Regions from separate parts of the Homo sapiens genome. Here region 1 is linked to region 2. A link is a loop called in an ENCODE intact Hi-C map of the cell type or tissue named here. Cell type or tissue: Caco-2. All regions are shown on one strand. Links, peaks and the distances in the headings refer to the core of each region. The heading gives the core; the rest is flanking DNA. Region 1 holds the start of LOC105370512 (a long non-coding RNA gene). Region 2 overlaps LOC105370513 (a long non-coding RNA gene).

The links. Peaks named below come from ENCODE experiments on the same cell type or tissue, not always from the same donor. Only the 100,000 strongest peaks of a DNase experiment are listed, where the experiment ranks them.
Region 1: it touches region 2 in a loop (5-fold over the local background); 1 of 110 quality-filtered maps calls a loop at or near these places.

What each region holds. Positions count from the first base shown.
Region 1 is chr14:56,002,070-56,007,453 of GRCh38, reverse strand. LOC105370512 (a long non-coding RNA gene) reads right to left here and starts at 2,766. Exons shown (of 4, transcript XR_007064183.1): 1 at 1,537-2,766. In Caco-2, for the core only: no CTCF peak of the experiment used is centred there; DNase peaks (open chromatin) are centred at 1,983 and 2,383; H3K4me3 peaks cover 506 bases.
Region 2 is chr14:56,097,172-56,102,555 of GRCh38, reverse strand. It overlaps LOC105370513 (a long non-coding RNA gene), which reads left to right. Exons shown (of 3, transcript XR_943901.3): 2 at 3,725-3,936; 3 at 4,046-4,503. Among named protein-coding and RNA genes, the nearest start is that of PELI2, 19 kb to the left of the region's middle. In Caco-2, for the core only: no CTCF peak of the experiment used is centred there; DNase peaks (open chromatin) are centred at 3,295 and 4,288.

The DNA of each region.
Region 1 (5,384 bases), core at 164-5,163, 95 kb after region 2:
TTCTTCCATTTTGTAGGTTGCCTGTTCACTCTGATGGTAGTTTCTTTTGCTGTGCAGAAGCTCTTTAGTTTAATTAGATCCCATTTGTCAACTTTGGCTTTTGTTGCCATTGCTTTTGGTGTTTTAGACATGAAGTCCTTGCCCATGCCTATGTCCTGAATGGTAATGCCTAGGTTTTCTTCTAGGGTTTTTAATAGGAACACTTTTACACTGTTGGTGGGACTGTAAACTAGTTCAACCATTGTGGAAGTCAGTGTGGCGATTCCTCAGGGATCTAGAACTAGAAATACCATTTGACCCAGCCATCCCATTACTGGGTATATACCCAAAGGACTATAAATCGTGCTGCTATAAAGACACATGCACACGTATGTTTATTGCGGCATTATTCACAATAGTAAAGACTTGGAACCAAGCCAAATGTCTAACAATGATAGACTGGATTAAGAAAATGTGGCACATATACACCATGGAATACTATGCAGCCATAAAAAATGATGAGTTCATGTCCTTTGTAGGGACATGGATGAAATTGGAAATCATCATTCTCAGTAAACTATCGCAAGAACAAAAAACCAAACACCACATATTCTCACTCATAGGTGGGAATTGAACAATGAGAACACATGGACACAGGAAGGGGAACATCACACTCTGGGGACTGTTGTGGGGTGGGGGGAGGGGGAGGGATAGCATTGGGAGATATACCTAATGCTAGATGACGAGTTAGTGGGTGCAGCACACCAGCATGGCACATGTATACATATGTAACTAACCTGCACAATATGCACATGTACCCTAAAACTTAAAGTATAATAATAATAAAAAATAAAAAAATAAAGATAGTAGAGGAAAAATCACACCCGTGACCTTGCAAAAAAAAAAAGAAAGGAGAGGGAAGGCTCTCTCCACCCTCAGGCCTTCTTTCTCACCATGACTCTTTGGGAAGTAAGAGAGGGAATGGCCTCTCTTTTCCTGTGAATCCCCTTCTTTCTGGCTCCTGTGGAAGAGGCTTGAAGGAGACACTGAGGAGTGAGGAGAGGAACACATGCCTTGGTTAATATTCCTAAAGTGTATCCAAGAGCTTGGGAGGAAAGACAAGAATCCTATCAGCAGGCTTCACCTTCTGTTCCCAGACAGCTAGGCAAAAACAACTTTGTTCGTTTCCTGTTTTCAAAAACAGTGCGTTATCAGAGGGTTTTTGTTGCTGTTGTTGTTGTTGTTGTTGTTTGGTTTTTCTTTTTAGGGATAGGGTCTGGCTCTGTCACCCAGGCTGGAGTGCAGTGGTACAATCACAGCTCATGGCAGCCTCTAACTCCTAGCCTCAAGCGATCCTCTCACTGTGGCCTCGCAAGGTGCTGGGATTACAGGCCTGAACTGCGATGCTGGCCTACAAGAGGGTTTAAGATGTATGAGAGCAGTGGTTACAAGACCCTGTAGGGAAGAGAGCAGAGAGAAAAGGGTGCCCTGATAATAGCAGTGCTCTCTCCACCCTGAGGCCCGTGATGCAAATGAAGAGGGAAACTTATTACTCACCTCAGGTTAGAAAGCGGAGAGTTTCATCAGTTGATATTCCAGGGACTTGGCAGTCTGAGATTTATGGACTTAATATAGTTTATTCTTTTGTGGCGTCATTGGTTGGGAAAGTGCAAGATTCCATGTTAATGAAACTCAAAGCAGGAATGATAAACCACATCCCACGAGGAACGGGGGATTGCCCGTTGAGACTCCCCCTGCATGGGCCCCAACAAACCCCCTGCTTGGGGCAGAACAACAGTCCTTGGGGTGTTATAAACAGCTCCACAGCTCCAGCTGGCTTTCTACCCCTAGACCCCTCCACAGTGAAGCAGCAAGTGTCTCCCAGAAGGAAAACTCAGAGGCCAAAATTAGGTAAAGATACATGACTTTATGTTAGACCAGATGGGACTCCTGGGGTTCCTTGGAAATGCAAAAGGGAAAAATGCAGCTCCCTCGTGGGTGTCTACGCTGATGTGTCATCTTGCTGCCCATGGAAACAGCAGTAAAGAGAAACAAACATTTGTTTTATCTTGCGGACCTTGCCTCACACAGATATGGGAAAGAATTTTGTAAATAATTGGTTATTTGAAATCAGTGTTTTCCTTTTCTTGATGACATCCTGAAGTACTTGTTACCTGGCAAGCAAATGACGCAGCTCAGCTGGAAGTTTCAGGTACCCAGAAATTGATTTACTTGAATATTATCATCGAAGCACTACCTTTAAGCACCTAGTTATTAGAGAAGGAAGAGGAATATGTCTGTGAGCCGGCGGCTAGGAGGAATCCTAAGAAAACACAAGTTTTTATGACGCTGTGGTGTGTCAGGACAGAGTCCGGCAGACCTGGGAGACGGGAGATAAGAGTCCTGGTTCCCAGCCCGTCGCCAGCAGCCTTAAGACTCCTTAAGTACAGTGCATACTCATGGGCGAAACAAAGCGAGAAGCAGCACCGAGGAGCAGCCTGCGACTCTGCTATTTTTAAACTGCCAATTAGAACGCCTAAAATTACGTGGCTAGAACCACCACATCCGCTCAGAGTTAATCATACACTTCTGAGCTGAAGTTTTAAATTTTCTGTTTTCCAAGTCCCTGATCAGAATATTTAAAAAGATTATTTCTTGGCTGCCTCAGGCCCACAGTTGAGTTGTGGTTCGGGATGATTTCTACTGGGAATGGCTTTTCTTGGCCAGAGTTAAAATCTGTCATATATACACACACACACACACACACACATACACATACACACACACACGTATATATATATATTTGGGGTTTTTTTTTTGGGGGGGGGATGAATTTTAAAACATAGAGATTTTAAAACAAAAGAGACAGGCAGAAATGCAAAACAATCCAAAGAGTGATCTAATGGTTCCAAGATTCTGTTTGACCAATCAAATTACAATAGTTAACGTGGGCCTGCCCACCACTTACCCTATTTCTCCTGCTAGTCCTCTTTTCCTCCAGGTCTTGCTCTCTGTGCAGTGAAAGAATATGACATTTTGCTAGGGGCACATGTCTCCAGTTTCCTCCACTGACATTGGACCCCAGAGCTCAATTCAAATGAAATGGGAGAGACAGGACATAATTAAAATCCTCGTCAGGCCCACTTAGAAGACCTATTACAGGGTCCAGACTTCACGAAGGCTGCATGAACCTTATACATGGGTTGAATCCCCAGTAATTCCTGCACTGCCCACACTGCACACTACCGACTTTGACTATCTGTGCAGCATTTGGCTAGCAGTAGCCTCCCAAAGCCATATGAGAGAGAACTGCTCTGAGGGACAATGAGAACTGAAAGAGAAAAATTCCAAAACAGAAAACACACACACACACACACCCCTCAAAACAAAAGGGGCTTTCTGGGTAGCATTTAAGCAAAATTAATTTTACTGAATGGAGGTATTAGAGTTTAGCCCATGCTGTTGTGTGTTTTGAGAAAAGCATATTTCTATGTAGTTATTTAGAAGTTGCATCCTAGGCCGGGTGTTGTGGATCATGCCTGGAATCCCAGTGCTTTGGGAGGCAAAGGATGCAGGAGAATCACTTGAAGCCAGGATTTTAAGACCAGCCTGAGAAACACAGTGAAACCCCCATCTCCACAAAAAGTGTTTTAAAAATTAACCAGGTATGAGGGTGCATGGCTGTAGTCAGCTACTTAGGAGGCTGAGCCCAGGAGTTGGAGGCTGCAGAGAGCTATGATCCTGCCACTGCACTCCAGCCTGGGCAACAGAGTGAGACCCCCAACTTTAAAAAAAGAAAATAAAAAAGAAGTTGCATCCTATCATATTTCTCATGACTGTACATTTATTTATTTAAACTTCATCAAGAGGAGAGCATTAATTTGTTTTTCTGAGAAAAGACGCATGATATCCTTGAGGACAAACAGAGCAAGTATTTTTCAAATAATATTCTACAAATTAACAACACCTCAGGAGAGACAGAAAGGGGGCGTGCAGAGCCCTGCGTGCTGCTCTGAGTGATGGCTGGTTGGTGAGGAAGTCTCCTGTCCCTCGGAGCCTCCTGCTCCCCTGCACGCTTAGCCCTGCGAGGCTCTTTTCTGAAACCAGACGTGATACAGAGGAAGGACTCTTGCCATCTGCGGCATCTCCGTCTGAATCAGTCTTCAATGTGGTTTTCAATTATTACATTTCCCAGACAATGCCCCATCCCCTACAATCTTATATTTAACAAAAGGCTGCCTATACCATTTTTTTTTTAAAAAAAGGCAAAAGATGGTGAACACAAAATTAAATGAAAAATTAAATGTGTGCTTATGATTTCTAAACATTTAAAAATGTGTCTGTGTGCATGGCGGAACTGCCACCAAATTCTACCTCTTGCGGCTGAAACCACTGTTTAATGTGGTCTTTTTGGTACTTCAGTAACTATAACCACTTGAATGAGTGCAAGATGATGAAGGCAGCAGCATGGCAGGTTTCATAGCAGTATCATAAGACAGCTTCCAAGATACAAAATAACAGTGATTCTATTTTATGGTGAGGAAATGAAGTTACACCATAATTAAATAATTTTCCCAAAATTTTAACTGAAAACAAGGAAGAAGAAAGAACTAGAACTCAGCAAGGGAGTTCAGACGGAACCCTCGTTTCCACACTCTTATCATCTAGTCCTTTTCTCATTTACATACTACAGTATATCTTAGTCCTGCCACAATAAATAATATAAGCTCTCTTCTCTCCTGAAAAGAGTTCATTCTGGGGGCCAGACAGGGTGCCTATTTCTTTTTAATACTGCCCCTCAGTCCTGTGAGCTCTGATTAAATGGTTTCACATGCTGAGTTAAATAATTGGAGTTGCCTAGTTCCCGACCGTTTGTTTGCCAGCTATAATGAGTGTGGCTGTTTTAAGGGAATGACTGATACACGAAAGCAGCAAGAAAAGCAAACAAGGCATCCTATTCAAAGAATGTGAAGAACGAAAGGTTACCACGGCCCAGCCTCCTGGGCACAACCCCACGCCCCCCGCCCACCCCACACCTCCATGCTCATAAATTGCAAATCTACATTCACAGCACAATGCTTTCACTGGCAAGCTGCCTCAAAAATCAGAATGCTAGTAATGCCAAGGCCTAGCTCCCAGCCCCTGTTTTGTTTTTGTCATTTACCAGCTGAGTATCCTTGAGAAAGCTGCTTCACTGTTCTGGGGCTGCAGTTTCCTCATCTGTCAAAGGAAAAGACCAACAGGACCTCAGTGACATTCTGTGCTTCCTCATAGGGAAGGTGGTTAAAGTTATTTTAATGAAGGCCACCGTGATCACCCAGAGGCCCCACTGGTGAGTCCATGAGCTGTAGAGTGTTATTTTATGTATTCCAAAGGAAGGGGAAGGTCTATACTGAAAAATGGAC
Region 2 (5,384 bases), core at 298-5,297:
TTTTTTGAGACAGAGTTTCACTTTTGTTGCCTAGGCTGGAGTGCAATGGTGCGATCTTGGCTCACCGCAACCTCCGCCTTCTGGGTTCAAGCAATCCTCCTGCCTCAGCCTCCAGAGTAGCTGGGATTACAGGCATGTGCCACCACGCCAGGCTACTTTTGAATTTTTGGTAGAGACAGGGTTTCTCCATGTTGGTCAAGCTGGTCTCGAACTGACCACCTCAGGTGATCTGCCCGCCTCAGCCTCCCAAAGTGCTGGGATTACAGGCGTGAGCCACCGCACCGCACGTGGCCGCCAATGATGCACTGTTGTGTGCACTCTCTGTCTCTGTCTCTCTCTCTTCTCTCAAGTGGAAATTGCTTCACTAGAAGCTGCTCTGGGCTAGCAGGCACTGTAAACATGTCTAGTGTAGGTGGGATATTTGGGGCAGAACTGAGAACTTGAGCCTGTTAATACCCTGTTACTAGGGTATTAACATTGTCTATTTTACATAATTACATTAAATTACAATGGGACCATTTAAAAATTTTTAAATAATCAAATATAGTCATTTCTAGGCAATCAATCAATATCATAATCTTTAAGATGTAAGCCTACCCATATTTTCCAAAGTTAATTCTTCAATAAATTTATGTATTGCCTTTGAAGAAAGCAGATTTTAAATGAGTAAATTATCAAAGAAAGGTTTGAGACTACTTACAATCTCTTTCATCTTCACAAACTTCAAAAGTATCCCCAGCTTTTCCAATCTTTTCCCTGGAGTTTGATTTCCACTTGCCCGCACCTCACTTTAATTTAGGCCAGATAGTCATTACAAATGAAACTACCAGAAGCAACAAGAAATGTTCAAAGGATTTACCCTTGTTGTTTGGCTTCTCACATAGAACCTACAAGGTCAACGTTTACAAAATTATCCTCTAAAGATAATTTTTGGAAAGGAAATAGCAGATTTGGAGATAAAGATGTATTTTAGCAATAAAAAGTAAAGTATTAGGTACAAAGTCTGTGAGGCTAATTTTTATCATTTTTATTTTCAATATTCTCATGACAAGTAATCTAATCAGAAATATCTCCCTCCAAAGTCAGATTTCCTTGATAATTTTGGAAGATTCTTGTTCTAGATATGTCCATCATCTTCCCTTGTCCAAACTCTCTTCTTAGAGAACTTTTCCTGCTAAGGACTCTGAAGGAATATGACTCATGCCCTTGGTAAATGGACCAAGAGTGGGCAAATGATCCAGTCAGGACCATTCAAATCCTCTTTCAGAAATTTCAGAAATTGAAACATAGAGATTGGGTAAATTGACATTTTAGGCTTAAGAGCCATAAGGTCGAATAGAATTAATATTAGGATTGGCTTTATAGCATCCCAAAGTTAAATGCAGCTGAAGCTACAGGGAAGCAGATCCTAAAAGACCTATAGAAGTTTGTTTCCATAGGGAAGATGGAGCTGACCTGCAGAGAGAAGTGAAGACAATAAACTGAGAAAGACCAAGAGGAATTATCCGCCTGAAGAAATTTAAGTTCCCACCTGTCCCCAGCTGTATCATTAGATTCATAGGATTTTTTGACAGTTACAATACATTTATCTTTACTTCAACTAGCTTGTGTGTTTGTTTTTCTTATAATGAGATTAAGATAATTCTGTTTTTATGTGCATATTTTTAATCTGGATGAATACTGCATTTAGTAATGCCTCAAAAAATAGAAAGGAATGGCCTCCACCCACTCTGGTGCTCTCTGAAGGAAATTGAAGGCAAGCACCAAAGCATGCATATCTTAAGTATTTGCAAAGAACAGCAGTTTCATCCAGAATGGGATTTGATGAGTAACTTCTGTGACCAAGATGGAACTTAATAGAAAAGCTTTTCCTCGTAAGATGGATGGTTCAGTAACTGCAGTCACTCAGCAAATTATAGTAAGCGTCCACTGCATGTGCTAGGCACTGCGTGAGCAGTTCTGCAGCCCTCAAGGAGATTAGGTAAGTTCTAAGTAAGGTTCCCAGTAGGACAATGAGTAAATCACAGCTACTAGGTAATACACTCCAGCCCACTGAATGCTAAGGATGATTTCAAAAGGAAAGCACTGGGCCGGAGAGTTGAAGGGTTTGAGCCACACATAAAAAATTCAGCCCTTTCTTCCTTAAATTTCTCTGACATGGATTCCAAGTTTAAACAAATTCCTGTAAGCAAGTTTCTGAGACAATTCTGAACAAGTCGACAAAGATTTACTAAAATCTTACCATGTGCTAGGCAGTGAGCCTACACTAAGATGAAAAGGGCTTGGCACCTTGTCAAGGAGTTTTTGTGTTAGAAAGTGAACTAAGATAAACACATCCAAACGGCTTTTGAATCCTGATAAGAGATATCATTCACTCACTAGCTTCCTATGTGTATTGATGCCTGAATATTGCATTGGTGAATTCTGTACCTATCTAAAACCTTTGTGACTCTACCTGATCTCCCGTCATTAAATTCTATCCCATTAGGAACAGATGTGATTCCAAATAATGTCATTATAGCTTCCTAAGAGTAAAAATAACTGAAAACCCTCAACTTTCTCTCTGGACAAAGTCTAGGGAAGTCCACTGAATCTTAGCCTTGGAAAGCACAGTGTCAGACTTGAAGCAATGATAGATTTGGTGCCATTTTTGTCGTTGAAGAAAAGGACAAGCAGTATAACCCTCTGAGTCCACAGGTCATGAGCAAGTTAAAACATCAGTTGTCAGCCCAGGAAGCAAGTTGAAAGAGAGCTCTCTGGCGCAAGAGCTGAAGCTGTCAGTCACATTAACGGAATAAAAAGAGTGTACAAATATCCCTGGATTCCCAAATCAAATTGTCTCTTTCTTCCATGATAGATCAAGGAACTTTCTCAGAATCAGTTAAGGACCCAGCACAGCTGGGATTAGAGACTTACAGGAAGAAGCACGAGATCAGAAAATATTTAGACAGCATCTTGCAGATGCACAGTCCTGCCTAAGTGCTTCATAATCATAATGTTATGGTTGAGTGTCTATCAAATTATAGCTGAAGACAAAGCAAAGCACAGACCTTTTCAGAGCAGTTACTGCTTACTTAATGGTCTGATAGGGCAAAGGATACATTCTTGGAAATGTCAGGTATTCAGTAAGTCATAGTCTTAGAAAGAGAAAAAAGACAGTCCTTCCAGAATTCAGGCTTATTACCTAAGATAAAAGTCACAGTTCACGCCCAGCAGGAATTTACGAAGACAAACACAAATGTTGCACTATTAGTCCCCAAAGCTCCATAATCAAACAAGGGATTTCAGCTGCTCCGAATCATCCAGCCACATTCCTAAAATGCCATGTTATCAAGACTCGAAAGATTCCATAGTGAATTAATGTGAGCTAGGATTCAAGTGGACCCTGACACAAAAACCCTCAAGAGGAGGCAGACTGTAGCTATGGAAAGGGGAAAGAGCAGGTAGATTGAAGTCAGATGGATCTGACTTTAGATCTCAGGGCCAACATTTGACAGCTCTGTTCTTTGCTCAAGTTACTTAACATCTCTGAGCCTCAAGTCTGTCTTCTGTAAAATGACAGTAATAATACCTACCTCACAGGGTTACGGGGAGAATTAAGAAAGGTAATGTGTGATGCATAATACCTGACATGTGGTGGATAATCAATAAAGATCTGTCCCCTTTCCCTAGTATAGCCTAGAAGTAAATGTCACTTTATAGTTTGTGTTTCCTTATACTTAAGGTATCTTCATTGGACTGGAGAGGCACTATGGAGGAGTTAAAGCATACAGCAAATGGAACTGAATTGCCTGAGCTTGAAGCCTGGTTTCACTGCTCTCTAGCTGTATAACTGGGCTAGTTACTTAGCCTGTTTGTATCCCAGTTTCCACCGAGGCTGAATTGAATGAATATAGGTGAATGGTGTGGAACAGTGTCCAGCACATAGTGAGCACTGTAAGATTTAGTTACTATCATTATTACCATTGTTGTTACCTGCATCCTGGGTAAAATATATATGTGTCACCTGAAGCAATAACTCCCATCTCACGTTTATCTTTTACAGTGTGACCTGCCGCTTCTCCATCAACAGGTGGTGTCCCCTCACCTTGAATCTGCGTGGGCTTTTCACACCTTTGTTCAATACAGCATGGTGGAAGTAACTCTATGAGTTACAACACAACATTCAGCTTCTATCTGGTCTACCAGAACACATGCATTTGGAGCCCTGAGGCCACCATGCTTGTGAGGAGGCTGAGCCACATGGGGAGGCCACATGGAGGTGCTCTGGTCAGCAGCCCTACTCTACAAGCCACCTTTTTATCCCAGGTATGAGAGTGAAGCAGCCTCCAGGTATGAGGATTCCAGCCCCCAGCCGCTGAGTCACTCTCAGCTTTTAAGCCTTTCCATCTGAGAACTCAGATGTCCCAGAGCAGAATGAACACATCCTTTTTGTGCCCTATCCAAATTCCTGACCCACAGAATCTATGAGCTTATTAAAATGGTGGTTGTTTTAAGCTGCTATATCTTGGGAGAGTTTGTTGTTGGCAGTAGTATCTGGAACACTTTCTTTCAAGCAGAAAGGTACATTATTTGAACTTTCCTGGAGTTAACATGTGAAAAAAAATTATTTTTTGATGAACAAGAAATATGGCCCCCTTCATAATTATTCATGGGAATAACTTGAAAAGTAGGCATTTTAAATTATATTTTTCTTATATGAGTTGATGGGCAGGGCCCAGAACTGGTGTTTATATATTACGTGTCAAAAAGGCTTGCATGGTTCTCCTCTTCCAACATGTATACAGTTATCCATTACTTTTCTAGAATTGGAGTTCCCAAGAAGAAATTTTTTTTTTTTGTAACTGGAGCAACAAAAGTCTCTCTGGTGTTTCCCAACTCTGAAATAGAAATCATTTAGAAGTGTTCAGAGAGCCATATTCCATTATCGCTGGGCATGTTAAATAGCTAGTGGTCTCAGATTCAGAATTATTCATAGCAGTTTATTAAAGTGGTAAAAGGGTCTCTACTGATTTGTATTTCTATATGTATTCAAATCCCTCTTAGTAAGCTCGGCCACTCTCATCACAGTATCACTGTGGAGAGACCCATCTTATGTTTATAAAAAGGGAAAAATTGTGGCTAGGTATGCAAGACACCCAAAACAGGGTTTGCTCTGTGTTAATTAAGAACACGGAATTCCATTTCATAAGGGAAGATTTCCTGAAAACAACCATCTGTCGTGTGTGTGTGTGTGTGTGTGTGTGTGTGTGTGTGTGTGTGTTTTAAGCGATCCTGATTTCAAACCAGAAGTTCTAGTAAAAGCTGACCTGAAACATTTCCATATGTCAGCTTTCACTACCTTCTCACGGGCAGATCTATTCTGTCTGATCAGTGTTTTAGAG